2 separate regions of the Homo sapiens genome follow, and region 2 is linked to region 1. The links are chromatin loops, found by intact Hi-C in ENCODE. Cell type or tissue: PC-3. All regions are shown on one strand. Each heading gives the region's core, and the rest is flanking DNA. Links, peaks and the distances in the headings are about the cores only.

What was found. Peaks named below come from ENCODE experiments on the same cell type or tissue, not always from the same donor. Only the 100,000 strongest peaks of a DNase experiment are listed, where the experiment ranks them.
Region 2: a loop joins it to region 1, with 4 times the contacts of the local background. A loop is called at or near these places in 2 of 110 quality-filtered maps.

The regions. Positions count from the first base shown.
Region 1 is chr5:30,095,326-30,103,683 of GRCh38, forward strand. It overlaps LOC105374707 (a long non-coding RNA gene), which reads right to left and starts at 7,062. Exons shown (of 3, transcript XR_925891.2): 1 at 6,510-7,062; 2 at 6,123-6,209; 3 at 3,280-3,726. LOC124901160 (a long non-coding RNA gene) reads left to right here and starts at 7,133. Exons shown (of 2, transcript XR_007059098.1): 1 at 7,133-7,200. In PC-3, for the core only: no CTCF peak of the experiment used is centred there; DNase peaks (open chromatin) are centred at 4,536 and 7,906; H3K4me3 peaks cover 553 bases; H3K27ac peaks cover 4,713 bases.
Region 2 is chr5:30,037,486-30,045,843 of GRCh38, forward strand. No RefSeq gene overlaps it. Among named protein-coding and RNA genes, the nearest start is that of LINC02064, 650 kb to the left of the region's middle. RefSeq lists an enhancer at 3,057-3,351. In PC-3, for the core only: CTCF peaks have their summits at 3,209 (motif pointing right) and 3,430; DNase peaks (open chromatin) are centred at 3,216 and 4,526.

The DNA of each region.
Region 1 (8,358 bases), core at 265-8,264:
AAGCAGAGTTTTAAATTCTTTGTTAGAAGAACTGCATGATTAACGAATAATAACTGAGTAATAGGGCCACAACTGAGAATCATATGTTTAGAGATATTTATTTGAAACATTATATTTTAAAGATGACTTTTGAATGATCAATACATCATTCACAGGAAATAATCAAAGGATTATTCATAAGAAAGTAAAACTGCATTTTTACTTATTTATTTATCAATTTTTTTTTAAGTTCCAGGGTACATGTGTAGGATGAGCATGTTTGTTACATAGGTAAATGTGTGCCACGGTGGTTTGCTGCATAGATCAACCCGTCACCCAGGTATTAAGCCCAACACACATTAGCTGTTTTTCCTGATGCTCTCCCTCCTCCTCCTCCCTGACAGGCCCCAGCGTGTGTTGTTCCCAACAATGTGTCCAGACTACGTACACGGAAAACACATTTACTAATGTTTTAAACGAATGAAGGTTATTTCAATGTTATACAACGTAGTGGTTAATTTACAATTAAAATTCAACATCTTTGCTCTAAAACCTATGGACAATTTTCTACTAATTAGAATTTCCTCTCTAGCCTCTCTGTCTCTTCTCAGAAACTCCTTTCCCTTACTCTATTCTCCAACTTCAAAGTTATCTGTAAGAACATCACTTTTCATTTTAGAACTTTATTTTTAACCTCAACTTTAAACTTTATTTTTTTATTTTTTCACACAGAAAAATCTAACATCTACACTCCTTCTAACATCCACATATGTGCTCAAGGCTCACTTTTTCACCTCTCAAGTTTCACTAAAAAAATCTACTAAACACATAGCCAGCTATTTTTTAGAATCAAAGAAAAATAATAAGACAGGTGAAATTATAGTTTTATTTTGACTTATAAGTATGCATCCCAATCAGGGACCATGATCTTCTATTTGTTATTGTTTTTATTTGTTTGATTGGATATGGCATTATCTACGCAGAGATAACAAAGTTGAAATTCAATGTTTATAGGGTAGTCAATGAATGCTTCTCTGGAAAAATTATTTATAAAATGTCTGGTGCATGATCAATATGGAACAAATGCTAATAATAAAATTATTTATTGTGTGTGCTTGTTGAAGTTGCTAATCTGAGATCAGATTGGGCATTTTATTTCTGTTCAGCCATGTGTCCATGCTGTGTAAGTTTCCCTGACTAGCTTTGTAGAGTCCCCTCAAGCTTAGTCAGGAAGCAGCAATACTGCATGTTTAGCTTTTGGCCAGTCATGGTCACAGCTGGAAAGATGAGAACTCTAAAGGCTGCTGCTTTCAAGCTTTGTTGAGTTGCTTGTAAAATAAGTAATGTGTTCTTGGAAGCTAATGTAGCCAGTAACTATCACTCACCCAATAAGGTGCTATACTATTTGCCAGTATCTCCCTTTCTAAATTCAGAGTCATCATGTGCTTTCTTTGGAGAAATTACTGACAGGTATCTTTGTCTTCATTCCATCATGTCTCATCTTCAGAAAACACTGAAAAATTTTCTAATATTTAACTATGTAAATGGTACCCCTTCAATTTAACAAGATGAATGCCTCTGATACTTTTATGTATTTTTGGTTATTTTAGCAGGAATCTGAAAGATGAACAAATTAGAAGTCTGCATTCCGTAGAAATTTTGCATTTCATAGAAAGTTTGCAAAGGTTTACTAAACACAAATTTTTCTTATAGTCAATGGATTGACAAATGTATATAAAAATATTGAAAATTGGAAGACTGCAAGGAAGTCACAGGCCATTAAAGAGATACTTTAAATAACCAAGAATAGTCATACATAGCACCAGCTAAATTAAATGGGTTTAATATGCTAGTTTCTGATGAATATCTTAAATTTAACACAAGGCATTCTTTTGGGGGTCATAAGGCATGGTTCTTAGTACTTTAAAGAAGTATAGTGATTTAACATAGATTTATATTTATTTATAATCTAGTACATAAAATAAAAAAGATTTAAATCATTATGAGGCAAAAGTTATATGGTGTTTTAAATTCTATGGCTGTCATAGAAAATACGTTTTGCCTAGTTTGAGTGATTAGGTAAAGCTCCTAGAGACGGTAATATTTATGACAAAACTAAATTAGAGGTAAGACGTAAGCAGGAGGAGATAAGTGAAATTTCGATGAGGAAAACTGCAAAAGCAAAGACAGAGTCAAGTATGGGCCAAGAATGATTGAACAAAAAGTCTGTGAAACATGCTAAAATTTAGGTTATACAAAAAATATGTGAAGAGCTTATAGAAAGATATGTTGGATGACACAAATAGAACTGGAAAAGCTATTAGCTGTCTCTTTGACAACCTGTGATAAGTTCAACATTAGCAACAAATAACATATACTGAATTGCTACTATAAAATTTGATTCAGAAGTGGGGTTCCAAAAGATTAGCTGGATTCAGTGTAAAAGCCTGCAGACAAAACAGGGTATGCACAGAGAGAAAAGAGAACAAAAATAAAACCATGAATCCTCTCAGTTAAAAGGAAAATTTGAAAATATTTGGAGAAATATAATATTAAGAAAAGAATAAGTATAGAACCAAGCAGTCGGAACAGGACCTCATTACAAATGAAACTATTTGTGTGGAATATTTTGAAAAATACTTCAAAGTAAGTATAATGGCAGGATTTAGAAAGTAAGTGCAAAACCTCTATTTTAAAAGAATTCGGTACATATAGAACAGGAATTCTTATGATTGAAGTAAAACATGTGATTTCTTAAAAAGAAGAACTCATTTAAAAACATAATTTAAAAATAAATAAATGGGATTAATTTTATATTAGATGTGGCAAATGGGAGGCTAAAGGAATTAAAGCTTTCAGAATTTTAGAAAAGCAAAAGTCTTCAAATTTAAAACTGTAATTGGTGAACAGGAGAAATGAAAATCAATCCTTGCCTATAGAAATTCTAAGGAGACTCCAGTAAACCAAAAATATATAAAATATAGAATGCCTACAAATAAATGATAACTTCACCTACTCTCCAAAGCAACTTGACCAGAAGATCATTACAGTAATAATTTCAAAGTGCAGAAAAATATCTAATGATTAGTACAGAATTTTATTCCTAGCTAATTTACATTTCATAAAGAGAAGCAAAATAAAGATACTTGAAGATATACAAAAACTAAAAGCTTAGTATATATAACCTGTCAATAAAAGAAATAAAAATAAATGTACTTCAGCCAGCAGAAAAAGTAAACTCTGAGGAAAAGCACATGAAACAATTTAAAAAGTAAATATGAAAATTAATAAATATGTAGGTAAATTGAACACATTTTTAAATTGTTTTATTACATTTAAAGTTTTGGAATACATGTGCAGAACATACAGGTTTGTTACATAGGTATACACGTGCCATGGTGGTTTGCTGCTCCCATCAACCCGTCATCTATATTAGGTATTTCCCCTAATGCTCTCCCTCCCCAAGCCTGCCACCCCCCGATAGGCCCCGGTGTGTGATATTCCCCTCCTTGTGTCCGTGTGTTCTCATGGTTGAACTTCCACTTATGAATGAGAACATGCGGTGTTTAGTTTTCTGTTCTTCTGTTAGTTTGATGAGAATGATGGTTTCCAACTTCATTAATGTCCCTGCAAAGGACATAAACTCGTCCTTTTTTTTGGCTGCAAAGTATTCCGTGGTGTATATGTGCCACATTTTCTTTATTCAGTCTATCATTGATGGATGTTTCGGTTGGTTCCAAGTCTTTGCTAAGAAACAGAAAAACAATGAAACTAAACTAAACATATACTTTTAATTATAGCATTTCTATTCACATAAATGAAATAATAATGCTGACAGTGCATATAGGAGGAAATATAGGTTTTGGTGAGGAAAAAGATGTTTAGATGATTAAGAAACTTTTAAAATTTGACAAATGAAAGATACAGCATGTGGTTCAGTACTAACAATAAGAATTGTAAAATAGCAATCCCAATACATTTGAGAATCATTATAACAATCTACAATGTTCAACAACAAAAAAGCAATAATAGTATTAATAAATCTAATATTTAAAGATCTACTTAATTTGCAGAATCAATTCTTATGTCAAAACACATTCATTTTTCAATCCTTTTAAAATTTTTTCAATAGATTTTAGTTTTAGTATGTTTCTGTGTTTATTATGTCTATTCAAACATCTCTCATAGTGTCAAAGTACAATCTTTGTCAAAAGAAGCTTATTACCAAAAGAAATATGATGAGGAAATATGACTTTTCTATATGTCAAGGAAATGTGATGGTAAAAACAAACACAATTTGTTATTTTAAGCATTTCATTTCAAATGGAAGTCTTTCTGCTGGAGAAATTATTTGTTTTACTCTTAGGCAGTTGTGCACCCTGCGGAGAATGAATGCATAGAGAATGTAACCTTTCTCGGGTCTTCATTTTAATCACACTCTTGCCTAATCTCCATTTTATTCCTCGGAGACATTAGTCATCCTTAAAGAATGCCTTCTTGTAATAAAAATGCACTGCATTGGGTTTAATGTGTTGACTTTTGCAGATATTTTTGTTGGGAATATTGTATTCAAGAATAATGTAAACAGAGTACTTTATAATCGTGTTTATATTATGAATGATGCCAATGAAGGTAGATCACGCAACTGCCATCTGCAGGTTTTGCAGACATCTCACACATCTGCTATTGCTTCATGAAAGCCATGACATGTACACATAACTTCCAAGGCTTTTGATTATTCACACAAGATATGATCGATTAGCTGCTAAGAAAGTGGGTTTAAAAAACTTTTCCTGAGGGAAGCAGAGCAAGAAAAGAGCATTTTCTCAACTATCAATATATCTAGGGGCCACAATATTTAAGGAAACGCAGGCTAGAGTACAAGAAAAGAACTACTGTTACTTCTGACATTGATTTTTTTCAAGTAGACATAAATATTTGACCTTCACCCTCATTGACAATATTTCTATTTCTGTTCAGGTTAAATTTTTATCTTTCCCAAGATAAATCAGTTGGTGGGAGCATCTGACAAAGCATTTGCATCATCCTACTTAATCTCTCTAAAGAAGGCATCACAGTGCTTAAGTCAAATGCTTAGCCCGTTTACAGAGAGGATTCAGAAGAAAAGTAGTTTATGATTCTGTGTGTGAGAGAGAGAGAGACAGAGAGAGAGGGAGAGAGAGAGAGAGAAAGAGAAAGAGAGAGAGAGACAGAGAGAGAATTGGAAGAAAAGATGCGAGAGGTAAGAGAGAGAATATGCATGTGAATTTAATAGCACAAACAACACGCTGTAACATTCATTAGAAGATTATACTAGAGTTCACTTCGGGTTCTGTTTGAAAAATTTCTCTAAAAGAAGATATTTGTTTCCTAAGTCTGTGAACTCAAGCTCCCAATCACTGAACTCTGAGAGTTTTGTTACAGGAACATTTCTCTGGGACTCAGGAAATCTCACAGAGCTCCTTAATCACAATGTGTTTTTTACTTATGTGTTTGTTTCCTGTTGCAGTTGTAACAAATTACCGCAAACATAGTTCTTAAAACAGCATAAATTTATTCTGTTTCTGTTCTGGAGGCCAGAAGTGTGAAATCTGTTCCACTGTGTCAAAGCCGAGGTGTCAGCAGGGCTGGTTTCTTCAGGAGACTCTAGGGCAGACTCCATCTCCTTGGCTTTCCAGCTGGTAGTGGCTGCCTGTATCCTTTGGCTAAGGACACTTTCTCTATCTTCAAAGCACAAAACTCCAATCTCTGCTTCCATCATCATATTGCCTCTTCCTCTCCAGCCCTTCTCTGATCGCCTGCTTCTTTACTTTAAGTACTCCTGTGATTGCATCATATGATTGCATCATACCCACCTGGTAACCCAAAATTATCACCCAAACTCAAGATCATCAACTTAATCTCATATGCAAAATTTCTTTTGCCATATAAGGTAACATATTAAGATGTGGATATTTGGGGGAGCCATGATTAGCTATACTTTAGTATAGCCAAAATCACTGGTTTAGAAAGTACGTTTTTTATTTTCATAGGTAGCAGATTCAATATAAACCAAGTGTTTATTCTGCACTTAGGATGCAATAAAAAAGGCACGGACACCTGGACATGTATGTTTTGTACTTATGTAGTACTGTGTAACTTACATAAATATATGCATTAGAAGGAAAGGAATACAAATCAACTAGCTCAGCTCAGCATTAGAAATCTTGACAAAGAAGAGCAAATTAAGCCTAAAAGAAGAAGAAATATTAAAAATTAGAATGAAACTCTACAAAACTGAGAAAAAATAGAGAAAGTAAATACAAGCAAAAGATACTTTTTAAAACATCGATAAAATTTATAAACCTGTAGCCAGGCTAATAAAGACAAAAGTTGAAGAGACACAAATTACAAATACCAAAAATATAAAAAGACTTCTCTATTCTTACTTGTACTTTGAAAGGCTAACAAGTGAATAGTATAGGTAACACTAAGCACAAAAACTTAAAAATACAGATATGATGGACAAATACTTTGAATGACACACCTACCAAAATTCACATAAGGAGAAATAGATACTATCGGTAGCTCTTTATCTACAGAAAATTATCAATAATCGAATATCTTCCAAAAAGAGAGCATGAATCTCAAATTTCACTGATGAATTCTTTAAAACATTTAACATGAAAACATATTTATTTTTTGTAATCTTCTCAAAAAATAAAAGCAAAGGGATCAATCCTTATTCATTCTATGGGCCAACATTACCCAGATAAAGTTATTAGAAGAAAGAAAACTATGAATTGGTATCTCACAGAAAATACAGGCAAAAATTCTCAACACATCCAACAAAGTGTGAAATGAATTATATAACAAGACCAAGTGGGATTTATTCCAGATATTCAAGCCTGTTTTAGTATTTACACTATATCAATGTAATCTACCATGTCAACACATTTAAGAAGAAAAATCATATTATTATATCCATTGAAGAAAGCATGTGGCAAAATACAACATCCACTAACGATCTCATGACAAACTTTCACAAATATTCCAATTGAGAAAAACATTTCTAGCAGTACTCCTTAAAACTGCCTAGGTCATCAAAACCAGGGAACCTTTGAAAAACTGTCACAGAAGAGAAGACAAAGGAGACATGATGACTAAATGGAATGTGGAATCCTGGATGGGATTCTGGGACAGAAAAAGAACATTACGTAAAATTAAGGAAATCTGAATAAAGTAGGCATTATAGTTCATCTTTATATATCAGTATTAGTTCATTAATTGTGACAAGTATGCCATCCTAATATGAAGTACTAAGAGTAGGAAAAACTGAATGTGAGGAATATGCAAATTCTCTGTACTACGTATCACAACTTTTCTGTAAATCATAAGCTAAAGTTATATTAAAACTTTAAAAAGTTTATTTAAAAACAACCATCAAAAATTTGAATGTGTTCATATAATTCTCTCAATTTTTTTTCAAAAGAATACAATTTCTGCCACAAATATAACTGATGTTATTTTGGGGGATGTGGAGGATACTCATTAATTTAGATTATAAGGGGGAGAGTTTAAAAAGTATTAAATAGTAGTATTACAACTTACAAATATAATTTTGGTCCGTTGCTATGATTGTTGAAAAATCAGCTTACAATTTAGCCTTTAAAATATTTGTCCTTATGAAAAAGAACTGGAAGATTTGTCCTCTGCTATAACATTTTTTAACCTGAAAATTTCCTTGCTTTTTACATTAATATTTTAAATTATTTTAACCCTAAACAGATTCAATGAGTGTATTACTATTAAAGTAACATACCTTATTTCAAATAATTCTTTTTAGCACATAAAAGTGTGTGAGTGTGTATTTTGGCAGAACATATATTTTTGCCAGCAGATTCTATGAATTACTCATAGTTTTGAAATGTAGCAACTCATCGAATAAGGAAGAAGTCATATAAAAATACTACTTCTTCTCTGAGGATGGAGCCAAGTAGCTATCTTCCACATGCTCCATGAAAAAGTAAATAGTTTAGCTATGGAGAAATTATTACTTCATTTCATTTATTCTCCTCTCTTCAATCCAAAAGGCACTAAGTGAATTCTTTCTTACATACTCAAAGGCAGTGTGTGTATGTGTGTGTGTGTGTGTGTGTGTGTGTGTGCATGCATGCATATATGTATTTATTTCAGACATTGGAGTGACTTTGACTTTGTTTCCATTTGATACCATATAAATAAAATATATTTAAAAATACTAAGCAGTACTATTTTATTGAGAAGGACACATAAGCTGCTTACGTGAACGTTGTAGATATTGAAGACAGGAAGCTAGCATTGTGGTTTTTCTCATTTTCCAACATAACTTTTCAAGAAGTTAGGAAATGAGGATTGATA
Region 2 (8,358 bases), core at 195-8,194, 58 kb before region 1:
CTATGATCTAAAAGGGAAGAGATAACACATATTGACAAGAATATAGAGAATAGGAAACCCTAATACATTGTTAGTGTGAATGCAGATATATATAGCCATTATGGAAAGCAATGTGTAGGTTTCTTAAGCAATTAAAAATTGAAGTATCAGATGATCCAGCACTGCTCCCCTCTCTTTCTTTTTCTTGGTATGTATGCAAAGGAGATGAAATAGTCACACCTAAAGATATCTGGACTCCTGTGTTCATTGCAGCATTTTTCATAATAGCCAAAATATGGAAACAAACTAAATGTCCATCAATAGACATTTAGTTACAGATATGTAGTATAAATGAAATGGAGTATTATTCAGCCTTAAAAATAAGGAAACCTGCCATTTGCCACAACATGGATGAAGCTGAAGGACATAATGATAAGTAAAATAAGTCAGACACAGAAAAAAAAATTGCATGCATGATCTTACTTGTATTTGGAATATTAAAAAAAATCTCAAATACACAGACAGAGGGGAAAAAAGTAGTGGTTTCTACGGGAAGGGAGGAGGGTGATGAGGAAATGAAATGAAGTAGGCAAAAAATACAAAATAGCAGATATGTAGCATGAGCAAGTTTAGAGAGCTAATGTACAACATTAGTGAGAACTAATGTTAATAAAATTGTATTGTATTAGAAATTTTTGTTAAATAGATTTTAGCTGCTCTTATCACAAAAATGTATGTGAGATGATAAATGTGTTAATCTGTTTTACATTAGTAACCATTTTACTATCTATATGTATCCCATAAAATCATGTTGTAAACCTGAAATATAAACATAAAAATTTATTTTTTAAAAAAGAGTATCTGATAAATATAATATGAAATAGCAAACAAAACATGACCTAAAATGAAGAACTAGGGAAGTGTGGTATCCAAGAGTATATAGACAAAAGTAGGAATCAATGGATTATATTAATAATCATAAGCCAGATGAAGTGATCAGAATATTCTCTGTTATTTTTGAGGAAATGTCCTGATATTCATAATACATGTCCATATTATGAAGGAATAATTTTTGCTTTCTAATGGTTTCTGGAAGATTCAGAAAACATATATAATTAGTATAGTTTATTTGAAAAAATGAAGAGTGATTTTCTGCCAAACCTTTGACTAACTTTTGCAGAATACTCTCATAATAAGCAGATATTATTGTTCTTTGGCCCTCCAGAGAGTAAACAAAAGAAATGCCATGAGCAGACCAAATAAATAAACAAGTAAAACCTGTTGTGATGACTTTTGCTCTCAATTGGTCCACTTTTGCTTTGACTGGACCATTTTTACCTCTTGGTAACCATTGCTCTGATGGTGCCTTATTTTCAGGATCATACCAGGAAAGCCATGTTTGATCTCTTGTTACAATTCTTTGAAGAAATGCTACAGGATCTTGATCCCATTTGTTTAAAATTTCAATGGAAAACTCTGTTCTTATGTGCAGCAGTTGATTTCGGTGCAACAATTTTAGCACCCATTGAGTGAAAGATTTGCTAAAGTTTACGTTTTCAGTTAGAATTGCATAAGTTGAACTAATTGAGATGTCTATGGTGTTGGCTACTATTCATGCTGCTAATTGTTGGTTCTTTTCAATTATGGCACAAATGAAATTATTTTTTTCTTCACTCCTGTAATCTCGGAACTTTGGGAGGTTGAGATGGGAGAACTGCTTGAGCCTAACAGTTCAGGACCAGCCTGTACAACACAGTAAGACCTTATCCCTACAAAAATTTACATAAAAATAGTTGGGCATGGTGGTATGCACCTGTAGTCCCAGCTACTCAGCAGGCTGAGGTGGGAGAAATGCTTGAGTCTGGGAGGTTAACACTACAGTGAGCTGTGATTGCACCCCTGCACTCCAGCTTGTGTGACAGAGTGATATCCTGTCTCAGAAGAAAAAGAGAAAGAGAGGAAAAAAAAAACAGAATGGAAGGTAAGAAAGAAGAAAGGAAGGAAGGAAGAAGGGATGGAGGGAGGGAGGGAGGGAAGAAAGAAGGAAGGAAGGAAGGAAGGAAGGAAGGAAGGAAGGAAGGAAGGAAGGAAAAATAATTTATGAAGATGGGCTGCCATGCAGGCTTTGTCTTAAAATCATCTTAACCCTTCTAAAAAAAGTTTTCTATCTGTAAACTGCTGATTTCTTTGTCTCCATAAACTTTTCAAAAAGCATCAGTGATTTTCCCATTCTTTAACCCAGGTTTAATGTTTATTTTTGTCTCAATTTTAGCAGAAAGCATGATGCTGTGATAGGGGCTGTTCTCAAACTGATGTCATCCTTCTTAATGCCTAAAACTAGGTCCCTTTAGGACACAGTAACAAGTGAGTATGAGTTTAATTTGGTGCAAAAAATATTGAAATCCATGCACAGTTTCATAATAATGTTTATTAAACATATGTTGATCCTTATTAACAGAATCGTTGTGATAGTGATATTTGCCCTTACTCTCAGCTTTGGCTAGGCCACAGAATTTAGACAACAAATTAGAGGAAACAGAAATAAAACCACACTTAACCGTGTCAAAGAAAAAGTCCCCTGTCTTGACAGTGCAGAGTAGAAAAATAAATTATGTAAGAAAAGCTTTACATGTTCTTACATCACCTGTATGTTGAAGAATCCCTTTTAATATATCCAAATTTGTTTTTGTCACTCACTGCCTTTTTAAAATATACTTAGTGAAGTAACTGTCGGGGCGTTTCTTCTCACTTATAAATACAATTGTTCTAGAGGCACTTTTATTGTTATCACAGACACAATTTAGTAATTAGAATGTTCAATCCAATATATTAATTTCAACTCTGAATTTGAATTTAATAGCATATTTCTAATCCATTCAAACCAGCCTGTTTTAAGCTGTAAGCCTTCAGGATTAAAAACGGGTATAGTGAATTTTTTATTTTTAAAGTTCTCTTATTTAAAAAAATCCCTCTCCTGCCTTCTTTTATAGACACTATTTTCAAATTAATGGCATTTCTTGTTTTAACTATCATTGAGCACTAGGGGCATGACATACATTTGGGGAGAGCTTCTTCTGTGAATTCTTCTGAGGTTTGCTGCTAGCCTCTTCTCTTTTGCCATTCTCTTGACCATGGCAAATTAACCTCTATTCTAACTGATCTTGACCACTCTTTCCCGAGCTCTGGGGATGCATCTTTAGCTTTTTGCTGCTAAGTTCCCTCCATGACTCCAGGTGGCGCTATTGGACAAAAGTCAAGATGGCTTGCTCTTTGCACAGTTCAAGTCCACTACGAGAGAACCGTAAAAGCATTCATTGTTAAAACACATCCAGGGAGTGCAGGCCCATCCCAAAGCAGTGACCTTCTCTAAAGAGATATATTAAGTCCTTTTCTCTTGTGCAAGGGTTCCGAGGTGAGAGTCAGACTTAGTTCGTTCTGCCTCCTAGATGAAAGAATTGTATATTAAGCTCTGCATAGATCTCTGTGAGAGTCCACACCCCAGAAGAATGTTTGAGTCCAGGGATCAAGCCCTCCTCTCTGTAGGAGAGGAAATGAATATCACATCATATTCTTATCTAAAGATATCTTCTTCCCAATATCTTCAATAAAAAAAACTTCTCTCCTTTTTCTTTCTCTTGCCTTTCTTACATACTTGAGGTGAATGAATCCCAACCCTGATACCAATTGTATTATTATCTTATATTTACTTTGTATATTCCACACATGGTGATTTGCCCTGGAATTTTATATTTACTATACTTTTTAGATGTATAGTAAATATACATTTATAGATGTAGATGTACTATAGTAGAAATACATTTATATCAACTACACGTTGGAGTCATTTATGAAATCTCGAAATTAGTAAGCTCTTATTATAAAATTAACAAGCTGTTACTTACAAAATTTTAATCATATAATAGTGAAATGACACTGGCTTCATAAGGCATCTTGCATACTTAACTATATCTAGATGCACTTAGGAGAAGCATTTGAGCAAGAACATGCCAGGAGATTCAGTGAAGCATAAAAGAATCAGGCACAGGCCAAAAGAGACAATCTGTTTCTGACACTTACAATCCTGGAATAGGTGTTCTATTGAAAGAGAGCAATTCTGCTTATTATAAAATAGTTTCCTGCAGGACTTGTTCATTCATTTATTCACTCATAAAATAAACATAAATATCTTGTAGGTACCAATGACGGCAGTGGGGCCCATCTAGAGCAGCCACTGTGAAGATGCTGTCTGTGGCGGGGGAGGCCTAGTCAGGGCTGCGCACTCCAGCTGGTGGAGCCAGGAACAGGCAGAAACCCCTCCTGTTTCTGAGTTGGTGGGGCAGGAGCACCGCCCTCCTGGGCACAGATGCAGTCACCCAGCCGCGGCTGTGGACCCAGGTATCCCTGCACTCTAGGGGACCTGGGAAGTCCCCTGCCCCCCACAGATTCAGAAGTGCCTGCTTCCACTGCATGGCCTCACCCTACTCCCAGTGCCCGATTCAATTTCAAAGCAAAATTGAGGTTGAGTCAGGATGCTGTCACCACCCAGCCAGGTGTGCATGTGCTCAGGACAGCACTGACACACCAGCACCCTGTCACCTTCGTGCCCTCTGAGCTTTGGGCACCAATGACCATGGGAGTGAGGCTGAGGGGGGGGCTGAGGGCAGCTAAATGTGGGCATGCAGGTATCCTTCAGCACGAATAGCCTGGGAGCCACTGGCACTATGGATAGCAGGTTTATGGTCGTAGGAGGCAGACAGTCTCCAGGGCAAAAAGGGGCAGGTCCCCAGTAAAGCCCCACCTTCAAGCCAGGGAGGTACTGAAGCATGGGGCTGGGCTGCCAGTTCTGTGGACTGGAGTGAGAACTTACAGTGCTTTTACCAGGCCTGCCCATGGTCACCCATGGACTATGCAGCACGTGTTTTCTCCCCTCTGAAACCTGTAGAAACCCCAGAATCAGCCACAGGGAGATGATGAGATGACCTGCCTGTAAAAGGCGCTACCCACTTCAGGTCTCCTGAGAACTGTACTATCGCTTAATAAAATACCTCTTTGCCTAGCTCACTCTCCAGTTATTTGCATACTTCATTCTTCCTGGACATGGACAAGAATTCAGAACCTGCTGAATAGTGTGACTGAAAGAACTGTAACACAAACAAAGCTGAAACACACCCCTTGCTCACCACGTTGTGGGTGAAGAGAAGGAGAGAAGAGGGAAAAAGAGAAGAGCTGCAGCCCTTTTGGGAGCCCAGACATAGGAGCTCCTTGAGCCAGGGCTGTGACACCCCCTTTGGGGCAATGTGGTTCCTGGCATCGTCAAACTTCTGGGCACCACTGCATTGCCCAGTGCCAGCAGTGGAAGCTGCTTGTGGTACGCCTGGTCCAGCTGCAGCCTCACAGGGAGCTGGCTCCCGTGCTGGCACCTGGAGCTGTCCACCTGCGGCAGCCAGAGTGCCTCGCTGTGAGCCGCAGCTGGACCCCACGCTCGCTCACTCACTCTCCCCTCACCGCTTTGTGCCTTGCTTGCCCTTGGCAGGTGTGGGATCTGGGCCAGTATCACAAGCTGAGCACAGCCTGACAAGCTGAATGGGTAGAACGAGCCCAATGTGCCTGAGCAAAACTGAGGCAAAGGCGCCACCAGCTACGGAAGCTTCCGGCTGGCAAAGCAACACTCTGCGTATCCCGTGACACCCACCTGTATGCAGTGAGCTAACACGCTGTGCAAGAATAACAAACATTAGTCAGATTTAACAGAAATAGTGATATAACCTTTCTAAGGAAAAGTTCATTTGGTATCCTCCAAGCCTTATTAGAAAAGTTTAAAAGTAGCATTGTAAAATATTCAATGCAGGAGCATAATCATGTTTGCCTTCTGATCTGCTACTTAATGTTGGTTTAAGTTGCTTACAGTAAGTCCTAGCTATGATTTGAGATGTAAATTTTTATTCAGTTACTGATTTCCTCAGAATTTCAAATGAAAATTCAAGCCAACAGAAATAAATCACTTTAAAAATTATCTGAGCTTTTCATGGCACAATTTGGTGATCTCAAAGACATAGTCATAGCATTTAAGAGAAAAATATTTCACTTTCTTTCAGTGATGACAAATTATTTAATTATAAAGTTAATTACACAAAAACATGAAACTAGTAATCAATTCTCTAATATATTATTTATACAAATGCAATATCAAAAAGTTACTAATTAAGTATAAACATTAAAATATTGATGAATTAGATGATAAATTAACATAATATCATATTAATATAAAGGTTTGATGGTTTGCTGAAACTAAATCCCCACTTAAAACACAAAAACAGGCTGGGTGTGGTGGCTCACTTCTGTAATCCCAGCACTTTGGGAGGCTGAGGCGGTGGATCACCTGAGGTCAGGAGTTCAAGAACAGCCTGGCCAACATGGTGAAACCCCATATCTACTAAAAATACCAAAAAAAAGTTATCTGGCATGGTGGTGGGCGCCTGTAATCCCAGCTACTGGGGAGGCTGAGGCAGGAGAATCGCCTGGACCCAGGAGGCAGAGTTTGCAGTGAGCCAAGATTACACCATTGCATTCCAGCCTGGGCAACAAGAGCAAAACTCCATCTCAAAAACAAAACAAAACAAACAAAAGTGTTGCTACATTGGCGTGGGTTTTGTTGAATTTAGCATACTTCCTTTAGTGTCTGGTATGTGATGCTTCCATTCTTTCAACAGCTTTAATTTTCCTGTTCAAACAACTGAATTTATACAGTATTCAATGGGGTTCCATGGTCTTGGTGTAGCAACAATATATTATTTAATTATTTGTTGGCCTCTGTTTTTTCCACCTTAACCTGAAAACATAAAAGAGTAAAATGATTTGTTAATTCAATGAATCATAAACATAAAGGTAAATCCATTTACTGAACTCATACTATAATGCAGCCATTATAGTTATAATTGACTCTGTAGTCCTAAGTTAGTCATTGGAAGGATGCAGAACAGACTAGTACTAATTGTTTAAACCTATAATTGAAGTAGATGCGTATACTTAAAACTTTTTCAGGACAATAACTAAGAAGGAGGATAAAAAGGAAGAAGAAGAGAAGGAGAGAGAAAGAAGGGGAGGTAAAAGAAGAAGGAAGAGGAAACTTTCAGAAACTTTAGGAACATATGGCTCCCTGAGAGACAAGGATTTAGACATTGGGGTACCTTTGTACTCAGGTTAGTTTATGAAACAGTATTTTATTTTATATTAGGCTCTAAAACCAATGTATTTCTTTTTAGTTTTATGTTCTTATTTTGAGATATTTGACATATATATATGACATGTGTATAAGTTACAAAGCACAAAAGAGTGACTGAAGGGCTGGGCACAGTGGCTCATGTCTGTAATCCCAGCATCTCAGAAGGCTGAGGTGGGAGAATCACTTGAACTTGAGAGTAAGCTCTGAAAGTATCTCATCTAGATATGTGCTAAATGCAGGTACCATAGCTGGTCTGTTCAAATTCTACCTAATTACTTTTTATCAGATATATGTAATATTGAAATTTACTTTTCAGGCAACTAAGAGTTTGCATACAAACAAAGAACAATGAACACGAAAACAGAATTTTAATGAAAAGCTTGTTGTTCACACATTGGCAGCTATTTCAAAATGCATTACAAAACTTTATGTCAATCAAATAAATTACATATATGAGTTTAAAATAATCATAAATATTTCCTCATATTATTGAGTTTTTCTGGCTCATATAATATTTTTATGCAGGAAAGAGGTTTGGAAATCAAATAATATCTTCTTATTTTCATTTTTTATGTTCCTTTGTCTCAATACATATTTTGCATAGCAGGAGATGATCAGCTTGGTATAATGTTGTCACGAGTTTGAATTAATAATATATTACAGATACATCAGTTTATACAGGAAGATTCTAGTTACTGAAATCACGACATTTTACAGTCCCTTGGTTCTACTTCTTTTATTCAAAGATATTTGAAAGTGAAGTTATTAACATTAGAACTGTTTTGACAGAGGTGGATACATAACCTAAATTTAACCAATCTAATTGCCCAGCATAAAAATGTAAAATGAGGACTGTTCATATGGATTGGTTATGAAAGATAGTGGCCTGCAGGAGCTAGCATCTATCAACTATGAGAATAGGGGAACAGAGAAGACTAGTGGTGGCCAGCATCTATCAACTATGAGAATAGGTGGCCAGCATCTATCACTAAGTGGTGGCTAGCTTCTATCAACTATGAGAACAGGGGAACAGAGAAGACTAGTCCAGAGAGAACAAAGATTTAAGCAAAGGAGAGAAAGAAAAATGAAAATGGAAATGAACTTCTACGTGCTTTTATGGCATAGCTTCAATCCCTTCTTGAGTACTTCCTGACTTT